Linked DNA regions of Homo sapiens: region 1 is linked to region 2. Evidence: chromatin loops called from intact Hi-C (ENCODE). Cell type or tissue: dorsolateral prefrontal cortex. All regions are shown on one strand.

Region 1 (8,000 bases), 52 kb before region 2:
AGCAGAAGCCAAAGCAGAACCTTGGTCTCAGGACTTCCAATCTGGTGTTCTCTTCCTGACTTCTGGGTTGCTATCTTCTAGCTGCAGCCCATGAATGAGCTTCTCTGATGAGAAATGTCCCCGTTTGACATTACTCAGCGACTTTCAAGAGTCTTCCAGTTATGATTATCTGTGAAAGAACCAGCAGCAACCACAAAGCCAAGCTTTAGGCAAGAAGGCCTTATGGCGCATGTCAAGAACCATGTTAACTAAACCATGGGATACTGGTCACAGCTTCAGGAATTGTTTCGCTTATTATTATTTTTTTTGTCTTTTTTTTTTTTTTCCTTTTTCTGGAGAACGGGGTCTCGCTATATGGCCCAGGCAGGTCTCAAACTCCTGGGCTCAAGCTATCCTCCAGCCTCTTTCCTCCCTGAGAGCTGGGATTACAGGCGTGAGCCACCGCGCCCAGCCGAATTGTTTCTAATATTACGGAAGAGCCACCAGGTTGAATCCCTTGAATTTGAGTATCAAGAAGGAAAAATTTAATTATGGATTTGTATGCTATATAATCCATGGCACAATAATTTTTAGAAAATTGATAATAATGAACCATCTACTGAATGTGTGGTTGAAGCATAATGGTATCTCTCAGATGCTGATTCAGGGCTAGAACCGTAGCCACTCTCCAAAGACGCTATGACCAGTGGGAAAGGAGAAGTTGGAGGGGAGGAAACAGTTCCAGAAATTGAAGACTAATCCTTTTCCTTTCTTCTCTGAGTAGTGATCCTAAAATTATCCTACTTCCCAGAAGATGGACCCTGTAGAACTGAACTGATGACCTATTTTTCGATTTTATCAAGCAGCAGATATGTCAATTAATGTTGCTATGCTCCAGGGTTCGGTAGTAAGGCTGAAATTAGATTTATAGATTACCTGCCTCCATGCAGTGTGAGGAGTCAGAAACGCTTCATTTCCCCCTCTCCTCCTGGCACTGCCTGCTCCCACCACTCCTTTCTTACCATGCCTGCTCCTCTGTTTTCCCGTGCTCCTCTCATGCCCCCAGGTTTTCTTCCCCTGCAAGCTCAGCTCATCAACATGAGAAATGCTGGTGTCCAACATGCCTCCGTGACCTGAGCCCCAAATGAAAACAGGCCCTAGGCAACCTACAAAATGGGAGAAAATTTTCGCAACCTACTCATCTGACAAAGGGCTAATATCCAGAATCTACAATGAACTCAAACAAATTTACAAGAAAAAAACAAACAACCCCATCAAAAAGTGGATGAAGGACATGAACAGACACTTCTCAAAAGAAGACATTTATGCAGCCAAAAAACACATGAAAAAATGCTCATCATCACTGGCCATCAGAGAAATGCAAATCAAAACCACTATGAGATACCATCTCACACCAGTTAGAATGGCAATCATTAAAAAGTCAGGAAACAACAGGTGCTGGAGAGGATGTGGAGAAATAGGAACACTTTTACACTGTTGGTGGGACTGTAAACTAGTTCAACCATTGTGGAAGTCAGTGTGGCGATTCCTCAGGGATCTAGAACTGGAAATACCATTTGACCCAGCCATCCCATTACTGGGTATATACCCAAAGGACTATAAATCATGCTGCTATAAAGACACACGCACACGTATGTTTATTGTGGCACTATTCACAATAGCAAAGACTTGGAACCAACCCAAATGTCCAACAATGATAGACTGGATTAAGAAAATGTGGCACATATACACCACGGAATACTATGCAGCCATAAAAAATGATGAGTTCATGTCCTTTGTAGGGACATGGATGAAATTGGAAATCATCATTCTCAGTAAACTATCGGGAGAACAAAAAACCAAACACCGCATATTCTCACTCATAGGTGGGAATTGAACAATGAGATCACATGGACACAGGAAGGGGAATATCACACTCTGGGGACTGTGGTGGGGTGGGGAGATGGGGGAGGGATAGCATTGGGAGATATACCTAATGCTAGATGACGAGTTAGTGGGTGCAGTGCACCAGCATGGCACATGTATACATATGTATCTAACCTGCACAATGTGCACATGTACCCTAAAACTTAAATAAATAAATAAATAAATAAATAAAAAGAAAACAGGCCCTAGGAAGAGCAGCAGTGTGGGGTTTTGATTTTCCGCAGGCTCATGAGAATGAATCTCCCTGTTCCCCTGCACACTCCAGCGGGGGAGTGTGATCACAGTCCCCAAATCAAGCAGTGACTCTCTCTGAAGTACAATCAGGTGACTGGTAGGAAATAAATGACTCCCAAAAGGGTCTTGACAGTGGTTCCAGAAAATGCTTTTCCTTCTCACATTGCCTTTTATTCAAGTTTATTCAACTTTGTTTATTCAACTCAACTTCATTCAACTTTGTTTATTCAACTGTCTTCATGAGATCTCTGATAATAAATGAATGTCCCCAGGAAAGCATAGACAATGATTGCACTGACATGACAGGTGTGGCAGCAAGGACAGTGAGAGATAATGTACACACAGGATGACTAGAGCTCTCGTGCCACTCCCTAGCATTTTTGTTTGAGAAATAATCTTTTAGTCAACTAGCATTTACCAGGTGTGCACTGTGTTAGGTATTGGAGTTTCCAAATACAAAGCATAACCCCATACCCTCAAGGAGGCTGTCCTAGGGAAAGTACATGGGCTCAGTAATCTACATCAGTTGTTCTCCACCCCTGCACCCTCAGAAAAACAAAAGCCACTACTTCCTAGTGACCCAGACTGGGCAAAAAGCATGTTCCTGTTGTACAAAGGTAGCTTCAGTAGTGTGCTTCTAGACAAGTCCCCCAGCTACCCTTCCACACTACAGCCCCTAAGCTCTGTTTCTGAGTGCTGGAGCTACCATGCAGCAGCTGATAAATTACCAAATAGGTCCACATTTACTTCGGCCTTCATATACACTGTTTCGCTGTTCCATCAGCCTACCTACCTGCTTCTCGCTTGTCTGGCAAATTCCTCATTCTCTAATCTCAGATAAATTCTTCCTCCTCTTTGAAGCCTTCCCTAGATTCTCCAGGAAGATTTAAGAACTTCTTCACTTACTACATCTGTACTTAACTTATGGGGAAAAAAAGTATAAGATAGGCAAATGATTACTAGAAGCTTTGGGTACTAGCAGGAGTAGGGACTACATTGATGGCAGGTTATACTGTCTAAGATGAACACAACAAGATCTCCCATCTATCATGTTTAAGAAGACATTGAGTTGATGTCCCTTCATCAAAATGTGGGGCCTGTTTTCTCCCCTTGTATCTGGGCCTGTCACTACGTTGGAAGTGACACTATGTGCCTTCCTAGGCTGGGTCACAAAAGTAATACAGATTCCTCATTCCTCTCTTGGGATGCTTTTTCTTGAGACCCAGCTTGCTCTAAGGAAGTCCAAGCAGGCCACCTAGAAAGATGGCACTGACCACCTAATATATGAATGAAAGAGGCTTCAGACAATTCTAAGCCTCAGCCCTTGAGCTACTGCAACTGACTCCACATGGATCAGAGGTGTCCCTCCCAAACCTGGCCCAAATTGCAGATTCATGAGCAAAATAAATTGTTGTTGTGCTAAGCCACTGAGGTCTTGGGGATGATTTGTTACGTAGCATTAGAGCAAGGTTTCCTTTATCTCTATAGGCACAGCATCCAGAATAGGGCCTGGCCAGAGCAGTGATCCCAGCAATGTTTCAATGACTGACCCTTTAATCTGTAGCCACAGCTATTGTTTGGTTGCTTTGGTAATGTGTGTAGCCAGCTACTGGGTATCACTCTGAAGTCCTTGCTCAGAAGGCTCTGCCCATTCTTTGATGCTGCCCACTGGACCCTCTGCTCTCAGCTTCTGCTTCCTGGCTGAAGCTATCAGCTTCCACTCCCCAGATATCAGCATCATGGCCATTCTCATTCACCCTTCCTCTAGGTGCTCAGTGATACCCTACAGAAATGAAAATGGTTTCATTGTGGGCCTGGCTCTACTTTGGGCATATTCTGACAATGATCTTTTACAGGTCTCCCAGCCAAAGGCCTTCAGCAACTCCCCACTTCTGCTGCAAGTTGGTTGGGAATCTTCGCCAATCACAGAAATACCCGTGGATGCTTGTGATGCAGTCTTCCCCTTCCCTACTCAGAAGTGCCTCCTCAGAGGGCAGGTGGCCCAGGCATCAGAAAATGGCAACCTGTTTTACTTCTGAACCTGTAAATGCAGAGAGCAGTCTGGGAGGGTGGCTGTGCTGATGAAAGGCAGAGATGGCCGCGGATGTCTGCATGAATCACACAGGGCTGTGCAGCAGCCAAAAGTCTCTTCAATCTCTGTGATTCATGCAGATGCCAATGGCCATTCTTTGTCCCTCTCTATTCATTTTATTCATCCAATAAGCATTTGTCAACGCCCTACTCCATGCCATCCTCCTCCTGAGGATCCCACAAGCCCTGTTTTGTTCTCTTCTTTTAGCAACAAATCTCTGCTAACATCTCCAATGCCCATTCACACTGGATCAGGCGATTCCTGATTGGTAGGTTGTGCTCATGGAACCCCTCTCCCCAGCCATCATTCACCTGCATCCAAGTGCATCATCAAACCCCTGAGTTGCTCTTACCCTGAGGAAAGAATCCAATGCACCATTCTCCATGAACTCTGTGATGATCATGACAGGCCGACTCTTGGTGACCACACCCTCCAGGCGAATGATGTTAGGATGGTCGAACTGGCCCATGATGCTCGCCTCACTCAGAAAGTCCCGACGCTGCTTCTCCGAGTACCCTGCCTTCAGGGTCTTGATGGCCACGTAGATTTCCCTCTTGCCTGGCAGTTTCAAACGCCCCTTGTACACTTCTCCAAACTCCCCTGCAACAGCAAAAATGCCATTAATATCCTCTTCCTTCTCAGTCTGTGGACTCAAGAGGGAAGTCATCTAATGGAGAACAATGGTGCCCCAAGTGGAATTGTGATTAAAGTGGCGGAAATTAAAACAGTCTTCTCTCATTGTAACTATATTGTTTTGGCTGTAACCAGTTCATGGCAAACACAAAAGGATTACTAAAGTACATTCCTTACCTTGGTACTTAGAAATAGTTTGGGTAACTAAAGTGGAATTTCAGAATATATGTGAGTTTGTTTTTCCCCACACTTAATTTTTCCATTGTGTGCCAGCTGAATAATTGAAATGAAATGGTCAGTTTCACTTTGGCAGGATCATGATTCATTTTTAGCAGATACTGGTGCAAGAACATTCAGGGGATAGGAGACATGTTCAGGTACTTTGGCCCTCTGAATGAGATGTATACTGTTTATGTTCCTACACTGCTGGGAGAGCATTTGTGTTTATTGGGTGCCCCAGAAAACAGACACTGAGGAGTTAGGAAGGGAAGAGGTTCACTTGTGAAAGACAAAAGTGAGAGGAAGCAGGATTGGGCGGAGACAGCCCAAGATCACCATGCAGACCTGATGAAATCCCAGCTAACCCAAAGGGAGAGCCAGAGCAGAGTTCCCATTGCAAAAGCAGCCCAGCCCTCACATCCCTGCCATGCTCAGTCATTGGCTGGGGGCTGCTGGGAAGAGCTGGGCCTCTGCAGGAAAGCCGGGGCCGACCCTGAAGGTGCTGCAGCTGGAGGCTGTCAGCTAACTGCACTTTTGGCAGCTGAATAGCAAGTTATTTCTCCAAACAGGCATGAGCTGCACACCTCCATGCATGCCACAGCGTTGAAACATTTTCACAGTAAAGTCACCAAGAGTAGAAACAATTATGGTGACATTATTTCATAGCTGCCTAAAAAAAAAAAAAAATCTGTTGAATCCTGTTTAACATGCTTTCAAAAGTTATTTTATAATTTAATTTGGCTTGGTTACTTCCAATTCTTTCATGTGAAGCAGTTCAGTGTCTACTTGTAAGTGCAGCAGAAGAAACATGGCTTTCTGCTGAGAAAACTTTCTCTCTCACTTTCCACTTCTGGAAGAAAATGATGGAGCAAACTGAGCAATCAGATAAATTACTTGCCATATTAGAAAGACAAGTTAACATTGCTCCTGTGATTCATTTGGGAGTTCCTTTTGTTTTCTTGCTGCAAAAAAGATTGGAAGGAAGCTGTGTGAAAGGACTGTTATGCAAAACTTCTCCAGAGTCAACAGAACTTGATAGAACCTGGGGCTGGAGTAGAGGCTGGTTAAGCACCATTAGGAAGATTTCAACATGGACCTAATACTCAGATAAATATCATTTACAACACTATGTGTTTTGGGGGGGCTGTTCTTTTTCCTTCCTTCCATCCTTCCTCCCTTTTTCTCCCTCTGTCCCTCCCTCCCTTCCTTCCTTCCTCCCTTCCACTCCTTTTTTTTTGTTTTGTTTTTTGAGACAGGGTCTCACTATGTTGCTCATGCTATACTCGAGCTCCTGGGCTAAGCGATCATCTTGCCTCAGCCTCCTGAGTAGATGGGACCACAGGTGTGCACCACTGCACCTGGCTGCAACACTGCTTTTCACATTGAATCATATACTCTTTTGGTGAACTGCTGGAGGTCAGACCAAGTCTCATTCCTGTTTGTAGCTTGCACATCCACTCCACTGTGGTGCTTGGCACATAGCAGACATGCCAGTAAAAGTTGTTGTATCATATTTATTATTATATGTTTGGCTTTTGCCTTGCTCACTCTTGGGTTACAAACTGCTGAAGATTCTTATCTCTGCTTTATCCAGAAATAGAAGTACCACTATTTGAATTTGTATGTTAAAAATATATTTACTGCAGCATCATCTTCTATAGACAAACACTACAATAGCTTAACTTATTTAGTAATTAAAATGAGTAAAATTTAAAGAAAAGTACTAGACAATACAGACCTGTCACATATGTGTGTGTATATGTGGATGTATGTATATATGTCTAGATATATGTATGCATGTATATATGTAGCATATATGTATGCATGTAGATACGTAGCATATATATGCTATATATATATAACTATGAGCTGAATGAACACAAATTACATATTTGGTAAGTATACTAATGGAAGAATATTGGTTAGTATTTCTTCCTTGTTGTCATAATAATGGGCTCTATTTTCTTTTAGAAAAAAGCCAGAGTTGATAGTTGAGGGTAAAGGTGTGTTAATATTTCTTTGTGGAGGAGACAGCACACAAATGTGTATTTATTAACCACCTACTATGTGCCAGGAACTGTGCTAGGCACTTTGTGTGACTTATTCAATCTTCACAACACTCCTGTGAGGTAGGTATTACTATGGCCATTTAAATAATAAGGAAACTGAGGCACAAGGAAAACATGTCCCAATCACACAGCTGGGAGTTACAGCCAGGGCTGTGGTCCATACCCATCTTTTCCTGCCATACTGCCTCTAGATAGCTATGTTTCAGTTGGCAGGGACATGGGGAATAAAGCTACATAGATATGAAGTTATAGTTCAGGGACCATCATGCCCCAAATGTGCAGGTCCCAACAAGTCATATATAGTGACTGTCATAGCAACTCAATATCCATGTGAGAACAAAAGAAGTGATACTGTTTAACAGGCAGATGTCTTTCACATAAGCCTCCTGCCTGGGAGTTGGGTGGCATCAGAATATTTGGAAATCAGTGTATTTATCAGTTTCTACCTATCAGTGTGTGGAGTTTGGAAAAGTGCTCCAGGTGAATTTGATGTCCCCCACAACACACAAAAAGACTCCAGTTGAGAACTTCTGTTCTACCTCAGTGGTTCTCAAAGTTGGCTGCCCAATGGAATCACCTGAAGAGACTTACAGAGTCCAGAGGCCTGGGCCTCACTTCAGAGATTCTGATGAATTGGTTTGGATACAGCCTGCACATTGACATATTTAAAAGCTGCCCAAAGGATTGGTTACATAATTTGCAGAGCACGGTGCAAAGTAAAAGTGCAGGACTCCTTGTTCAAAAACTATTGAGCATTTCAATACTGTAACAGCAGAGCATTAAACCAAGTGCATGTCCTTCTGAACATCCGGCCCTGTGAAAATGCA
Region 2 (8,000 bases):
CCTGAATATGGTAGTCCCAAGGGATTAGAGATAGAAGTTCTTCTCTGTGGTGTAAATGAAGACACCTAGCAGGCTGGGTCCCTCCCCATCTCACTGGGATTGTTCAGCTGTAACGTTACCCTAATATTGGCAGTTTTCTATTTTTTAAAGCTATGAAATCCTTTCTCCAAACAAAGTTCTCCCTGAAGTATAAAGTGTGAAACAGAACAATGCAGAGCTGCTCTGGGTGAATCAGAGCTGCTAGGGCCTTGAAGCCAGTCCATTTTCTATCTCCCCAACCCAGACTCTGAAAAGTTTATAGAGAGACCCAAACAATGCTGAGCAGTCTCCAGAAGTCCCCTCGAGGGACTTCTGTGAGATCCTAGAAGCTATGAGTGATGGGGTTGTGAATGAAGGATTGGGCTGGCTGGCCATCTTTTTTTTAAATATATGAAACACTTCCCATATCAAAAAACCAAAGTTTGTATTTAAATGTCAACTAAAGACTTCCAGCCCACTAGTACTCATGACCAAAGAAGAACAATTTGCAACACAGATGAACTGTGTTCCCTCTGACATTTCTATTCTAGGAGGTAACTTTGCTGAAAAGGTCCTGCTTAGATAGCTGGATCTCCCACTGTAGATGAAAACTCATTTCATTGCCCAAATATGCTTGAATTTTACATTAGAAGACCTGACTCATTAAATATTTTTGGTGCAGTAACACTTCTGGTCAAAGTAGATTAAACAAATAAGCAATTAATTTGGAGACTGGGTATAAATACAAAAGCAGAATTAATTATTCTTCTCATTGTTTTCCTCTATTGTGGACATTGGTTTCTTGTTTGCTTTTACTCTGGGCTTTGCCTTGAGATGTCTCTGACATTCCCTTCCTATCTTCCTCCTTACCCTGGGAGTCACCTGGGGACAGAGGACTTCCTTGGGTGTGTAGCTCTGCTCTGTGCTGTTGTAGAATCCTGGCTGAATTTTAGATGTGAATGGGATAAAAAGTGAGGGCTTCATGCCTGGCCTTCAGTCTCACACCCCAAGGCAGGGAGTCACAGGCTCCTCCTTCACTGGTCCATCCACTAAGGGTTTCGGTTCCGTGCCAAAGGGGAATGTGGGGGGTGACAGGTGGGGGTTGAGGGTTGGTGGCTGATCTGGGAATGTGGATTTATAGCACAGGCCCTCACTTCTGATGTTACCTTTGATGTGTATGTGTTTGAGGGTGGGGTGGCATTCTTTATTGGGATCATATATCTGACCCTGTAAGTTCTCAAAATGTAGTCCCATATCAGCCTCACCTGGGAACTGGTAAGACAGGCAGAATCTAGAGCAACATCCTAGACTCAGTGAATCAGAAACTCTGGGTGTGGGCCCAGCAATCTGTGTTTTAACAAGTCTTTCACAGGAGTCTGACACATTCTCAAGTTTGAGAACTGCTTGTCTGGAAACCTAGAAATCAGAATGTCAAAGTTTGACAGGGCATCTGAGGCCATTCAGTTTTGGTCAACTCTTACAATTTATAGATTAGAGCAATGAAGATAAGAGAGGGGAAAATGACTTCCCCAAGTCCCCAGAGGTTAGTGCAGAACCAGAAACAGCTGGGCCTCCTTTCCCTGAGATCAGTGTAGGGCTCCCTCCCCACAACTCATGCACTCTGCATTTCCAGAGCCTTGAGGAGGCCAGGCATGGGGGTGGGGACATTGAGTTACATCAGCATCACTAATGGATGGGCACTGCCTTCTGGGACCCCTTGTGCACTTAGGGAGATCAGGGGTCCCCACCTATGGTGGAAGTGTGCAGAGCCCTGTGCCTGGAGGAGGAGGCAGGCTGCAGTGTGTTCCTGGTGGCACTTCTGCCTCCTGGGTCACTGCAACCTGGCAGTTTTCCACAGCTCCTCCTCCCTGCTGGGGGAATCAAAAGATGTCTTAGAATGTGCCATTTATGTGAAAACTATAGCAAACCTGCATTCTGTGACCCTGCAACCATGGGAGGCTGTGGAGGTGTCTGTGGAGCAGGATACTCTTCAGGCAGGCATCTAAGCACTGTGATGGCTGCTGAGGACACAACCATTGGTACTCACATGTCAACTGGGGCATGTCACTGGCCTCTGCCTCCCCTCAGGCCTGCCAGCCTTTCCCAGGTGTAGGACAAGAGCAGAGCACTGGCAGCTTTGGTCTGTTTAATGATTGATCATGAACGGCAGTCCACTCCAAACACTAGCAGTGGAGAGGCCACAGGAGATACCCCACCGCAAGTTGTGTGCCCCTGTTACACCTGGCTCTCATCCCCACACATTCAGCCAAACCCCTAATGCAGCTGGAGGACCCACCACCACCACCCTAAGGCTGACATCACTGCCACCAACGCTGGGCAGGGGAGCTGCACCTGCAGTCACTGTGACCATCCTCCTCCAGGCCTGGAGGTCTGAGTCTTCTGGCCTGAAGGTCCAGAGCCCCTCCTCCTCAGAGCAGCCCACCAGGCTGCACAGGCGGGCTTCCATCCTGCCATGCCCACTCTTTAGCCCCTTTCTGGACATCACCAGCCCCATGGAGTTGTGGGCCTCTTCTTGATTCTGACTTTCCCACTGACTACTGAGCCCACCCCCACCCTGGGCCCTCCACTTACAAATCAGGAAACTCCCCTGTACCCACCTCCTTCCCTCAGAGCCTTCACTCCATGCCTGCATTAAGGAAGAGCAGCTGTCCCTTGAGGACACCTTTGCCTTGCAGCCCTCTCACCTGATGACAGTTTATGATTTTGCATCCAGCACACCTCAGGGTCAGGAAGTGGGGTGTGTCATCCTTGCTCCCCACTGTCTCTTTCACACCATCACTCGCCATCTCCTGCACCCTTTGCAAAAATGCCATTTGGCTAGACCACCACTCTCCAGGTCTTGGGACCACCATATGCTCCCTCCCACCGTCACGCCCCCATTCATCGGAGGCATGAGCTTCAGTCTTTGTCTTCCTCTCTACCCTGAGCCTTGCCCTCCTGTGTGTGAGTTCAATGTCCACTTAAACAATATAATCTCGGTTCCCTGGCCTCTACAACTCTTCCATGCCTGCCAATTTCCATGGCACACTTAGACTCTGCTTTGCCTAAAGTCACTCGATTTTCAAAATCACAAGTCTAAATATTCTGCTTCCTCACCACAACCTCAGATGAGCCCACTGCAACTCTTTTTGGCTTCATCTGGCACTCTTGGCCTTTACTTCCACCCAATGCATCTGCCTTCTCCTTTATTCATATCCATTATTATCCATCTTAGGCTCCATCTTTGCAATAACATAATTCACAATACTCCTCAAAACCTTAGGCATATGTTGCCTTTATCTTTTCAGAGCATATGACTGTCAAAACTCAACCAGAGGTATATTTGTGATCTGTTTCTTGTAGGGCCTGCTGTCCCGGAACCATATACTGCTGAGAAAGCCACATAAGAGGAAAAAGAGGTGGCTTTCTAAACGTGTGATCACCAACTTCAAATGAGCTCTCAATACTTTCCAGAAATATTGAATTTACCTGGGTAGTTCCATTTCCCATTCTCTTCAATAGCACTGCCAAGCCTTTTCCATTCTCCTCAAACTTTCAACCCCAATACTTCCCCCTTCACTCTCAGCAACCAATCTTATTTCCCACCTTCCAGAGAAAATAGAAGCCTGAATATCCAACTGCATAAGTAATATCCTGATTTGAGTACTCAAACTCTCCACAAATTATGCATGTGCAGAATCGAACCTGTCTTCTGTTGATGCAGTCCCTGAATACTTCTGGGAGCCCCTGGGGAGGTCTCCTCTGTACTCGCAAACTATACTCTCATTCTCCTGCTTTGCTTTCTTTGTTCTCCATGTCAGCTGCCTTCAAGACCCCTCAAGGAACACTGCTTATTAAGCCAGATGGCCAGGCCCCTCCCTGAGGACCTGTGGTCCTGTGGGAACATGGTTTTCAGTGCTTCCTCAGGCAGCACCAGGCTCAATGCCACTCTGAGAGCCCTGCCTCCATGGTTACTGGTGGTACCTCATCACACAGTCTCAAGGCTGCCTGTCTGTGCCTCAAACTTCATAGCATGCCTCACACAAAGCTACTTTCCTTGCCCTCCCAATCCTCTATCCTAGGCACTCACTCCCATCCAGGCCATCAGATGATGAAACAGATGGTAGCAGGACCTCACTGTCCTTCTAGGGACCCAGTCTCCTGCACACCCACCTCCTAGCAAGCTTCCTTCCCTACATGCAAGCCCCTTCCTGCAAACAAAGACCAGCCCGCTGGTTTAGGAGGCAGCACCAGCATGTGACATGGTGTAAGGTCAGCCAGGACACCTTATAGCAGAGGACACATTGCTGAGGGGCAGGGTTTACTGGGAGGAGAAAGACATGGCCTTTTCCCTTGGGAGCCCTCAGTCTGCCAAGAGAAATAGAGCCTAAGCACATAAACAACAAATGCACATCCAAGAAATCACTGTATTGTCCCTTTAACAAGCACAATTCAGAGAAGGGCAACATACGTCACCGTTTCTACAGGGCAGATGCGCTCTTAGGGGGCATGACTGGGCTGTTGTTCCCCCAAGCTGTTCTGAATGGTGAAAGCGTTTGCTCTTCCATCAAAAAAGAGAAAAAAAAAAAAAAAAAAAGGAAAGGAAAGAAGCGCACACGCTTTAAAATCCTAAGGCTCAATTCTACAGCAAAGGTTTTCCTGCAGTTTGGCTACCAGAAGGAAACTGATCCCGAGGCCTGAGGGATTGGCAAAGAGTTTACCTTGCACTGAAAAATATTTGTGGTCCAGCATTGCCTTTATTTACCCAGAACATTCAATGTGCCTTTTTCCTCCATCTTTCACATCCGCTCAGAGAAGATGTTAATTTTCTGAAATTAAACACTTAGCTTGATTACTGTTTTGTTAATTGCTGCATTCAGAAACCCCTGGTGCTCCTGCCTGTTTAACATGGATGGTACTGTGAAAATGATAGGCGCGGGGCTGGCATGCAGGGGGACAGACAACAGTGCTGGGATGCCATCCCAACCACCCTCCCTGCAATTGCTCAAGCAGCTGGGACCCTGCCAGTGGGGGAGGTAGGACAGGCCAGGTCATAGAAGAGCAACTCTCACAGAACATGGTTATGGTTTGGGGGTGCAGTGCACACAGGAAGCCTGAGGTCTTACCAACATCTGGGAGAATGTAAGGGGTAACTGCAATCACAGCTCCCCACCCAAAGGTGCCTGATAAAGGAAAGATCACAGAGACAGCTAAAGCTGCACCATTTGCTGATGCCTGAGATTACTTTAAGAAAGACTGAAGCATTCATTCATGTATTTATTTAACAAGTTACTAGTTCATTCAATGAACGTTTATTGATTGCTTTCTATATTTCAGGTACCCAACTAGACGCCTATCTGGACACAATAGTCAACAGGATGGATACAGGGCGTTCTCTCCTGGAGATGCCAGTCAGTTCATGGAGTTGACTTGACTTGCCACAGGAGCATGGAGGATGGATCACCTGCACCCTCCTCCCTCCCATCCTCTTTGCCTCTTTATGAGATGCCTCTTTATGGGATAGCTCACAAGGTGAACAGCAACTATCTAATAATCCAACTGGTGTCCCCTCTCCAATAAGGGTTATAACAATCTCATGTGGATATGAGATCCTTACAGGGTAAGAAATTTCCTCCAGTCTCATTGTCAGTAGCCATTTTTACTCCTGAAGCTATGTACTTGGAGTGCCTGGACCAAGATGGAGTAAACAAGCAAATAGGTCCCTGAGTCCTGTGGGCACTCTGGTACTCCTAGCAGAGTGAAGGCTGTTCTGGAGCTATTAGCAGCATCACAAGCCACTGCTCACAACCTGGAAGGAGAATTCCCATACCCAACCACTGTGTGTCCCAGCGTGTGATATCCATCCACAAGGAGTTCATTCAAACTGGTCTGTTGAACAATAAAATATCCCATCAAACACATTGTCACTGTATAGCAACATCCACCACAAACTGAAATGCTCTCTGGCAACGACACGTGGTTCCATCCTAACTTTTGAAATGTAAGAATGGGCACCACAGAAGAGGGTGGTACCAAGAGCCCAGCTGAGGGTCCTGCACCCCATCAAGTCACTTCCCAATCAGTCACCTGCTTACTTTGTGACTTTTCTGGGCCTCTGATCCCAGTCTCAGTGAGTGCTGTCGACTAGAATGCAAGCTCCACAAAGGCACAGATTTTTGTCTGTTATGTTTGCTGCTGTGTTCCCAGTGTCTAGAGCAGTATATGGCATGCAGAAAGGCCTTGAAAAATATTTGACGAGTAGGCGAATAAATGGGAGCCCCTAAAAAGCAGTACCCTTGAGCCAGTACTTGCAAGCAGTACTTGGTGAGCAGTCATAAAGAATGTGTTAAGTGAATGAATACATTTCCAAAGTTAAAATGCCCAAACAAACCAATCCCTTTGAGAGTGGTTGAGTCTCTTCTGTGTTCCTCTGAGTGGATCAGGGCTTGTAGCATCATCCTAAGCAACATTCCCTAAGTTTTCCTGCAAGGAGCCACAGTGGAGGAAGACTCCAGATTACATGACTAATCTGGGAGGGATATTAAGATGTTACCTGTGGGTCACCAGGACACATTCTCATCACCACTCCCCAGCCAAACACTTACATACTAATGCTCATCTGTGGGGACTGAAGCCATCTGGCAAATATTTATCAAGGCTCTCTGTGCCTGGCATTGTGCGGCTGCTCTCTCAGGAAACTGGTGGTAGGTGAGAAAGTGTGACTCTCCACATAGCTCACCATCTGGTGGAGGACTGCGAGGTTGCCAAGGATAGAAGCCAGGACATTGGTCAGGGGCAGTGCCATCTGCCGACCCTCTGAGCTCAACGGAGAACACATCATTGTTTGCAAATGGCCAGGGCCTTTCTGAGGCCACTTGGAAGTTCCTTCCCAATGCCAGAGCTTAAGAAACAATAAAAACAAAATTTTCTAGAATTAACAATGAGAAGAAAGCAATGAAACAAACTATGAAATTGAATTAAGAACAGTGAAAATTTTATTTGCTTAAGTTTTTTTTAACTTTTCTTTATTAACTTCGATGAAAGTTTTCTTTCAAGTCCTTCTAGTCTTTAAAGTTCTCACTCAATCTTTTCTCTGTGTTGGAGCAAATTTTGCCTGCTAATTTCCAATAAGCACAGCCCTTAAAAATGAACTGGCTTCAGCATATGGATCTTAACACTCCACATTTTTACAGGCAGCAGTGTAATATTGTTTTAATATTTAATTTTGAGATTTACATAATATCTTTCCTCCAAAGAGCTCAATATATTGCAATATCATAAAATTCCTTTTCATATTCAAAGATTATTCTTTATGCATGCAAATACTATATTTAACCAAGGAATAATGCAAATTAGGTGATGTATTCAGAGGAATTGATGGGCTAGGTAATTCTTTTGTAAGAAAATTAGTGTATCTGAGTGATTTTAACTGTCTAAGAACTTCAAAAGTGCCTTAAAAATGGACAAACTATAGGGGCTTGTAACTATTAACAGAAATAGTGCAGCATTTTTAAAAGAAAAGTAAATAATGGGTTGTGTCTGTGTTGTGGGCATGATGGATAGTATTCCACATGGAAGTGGCACGCAGGCCATACATGAACTGCATGTAATATAAATGTCAGATATAAATTGTGCTGATAAGATCATGCAAGTGAGGGGAAAATTGTTGCTTCTTCAAATACACAATGAGGAAAGATAGAGAGGCTCCTCTGAGCATCAGAATCATCCAATGGCAGGTACCTAGGTTCTGGGCTCCACTTCCTACCTCATCATTAGCTCACTGGGATACAGACTTTGCTACTTTCGTTTCTGGTGCCTACCCCTCCCAGCACAGACTGGAGAAACCAATATCTGTTATGTATCTGATACAGATAACATCAGTCCCAAACAAAGAAACTGTGAAGGCTTGGAAGGAAACAGTCTAGGGAGAAAAAATACGGCAAATTGCTCTCTAGCTGAAGACATATTCCCAGAAATGATGC

Evidence for each region. A loop is a pair of places that touch in the nucleus more often than their neighbours do. Peaks named below come from ENCODE experiments on the same cell type or tissue, not always from the same donor. Only the 100,000 strongest peaks of a DNase experiment are listed, where the experiment ranks them.
Region 1: a loop joins it to region 2, with 2.2 times the contacts of the local background. A loop is called at or near these places in 2 of 110 quality-filtered maps.

Annotation. Positions count from the first base shown.
Region 1 is chr3:135,189,428-135,197,427 of GRCh38, reverse strand. It overlaps EPHB1 (EPH receptor B1), which reads right to left. Exons shown (of 16, transcript NM_004441.5): 11 at 4,605-4,852. Among named protein-coding and RNA genes, the nearest start is that of EPHB1, 400 kb to the right of the region's middle. In dorsolateral prefrontal cortex, no CTCF peak of the experiment used is centred here; a DNase peak (open chromatin) is centred at 4,270; H3K27ac peaks cover 1,164 bases.
Region 2 is chr3:135,137,761-135,145,760 of GRCh38, reverse strand. All of the region lies in intron 5 of EPHB1 (EPH receptor B1), which reads right to left. LOC102724019 (a long non-coding RNA gene) reads left to right here. Exons shown (of 3, transcript XR_427412.4): 3 at 5,356-5,939. Among named protein-coding and RNA genes, the nearest start is that of EPHB1, 350 kb to the right of the region's middle. In dorsolateral prefrontal cortex, no CTCF peak of the experiment used is centred here; no DNase peak of the experiment used is centred here; H3K4me3 peaks cover 648 bases; H3K27ac peaks cover 1,848 bases.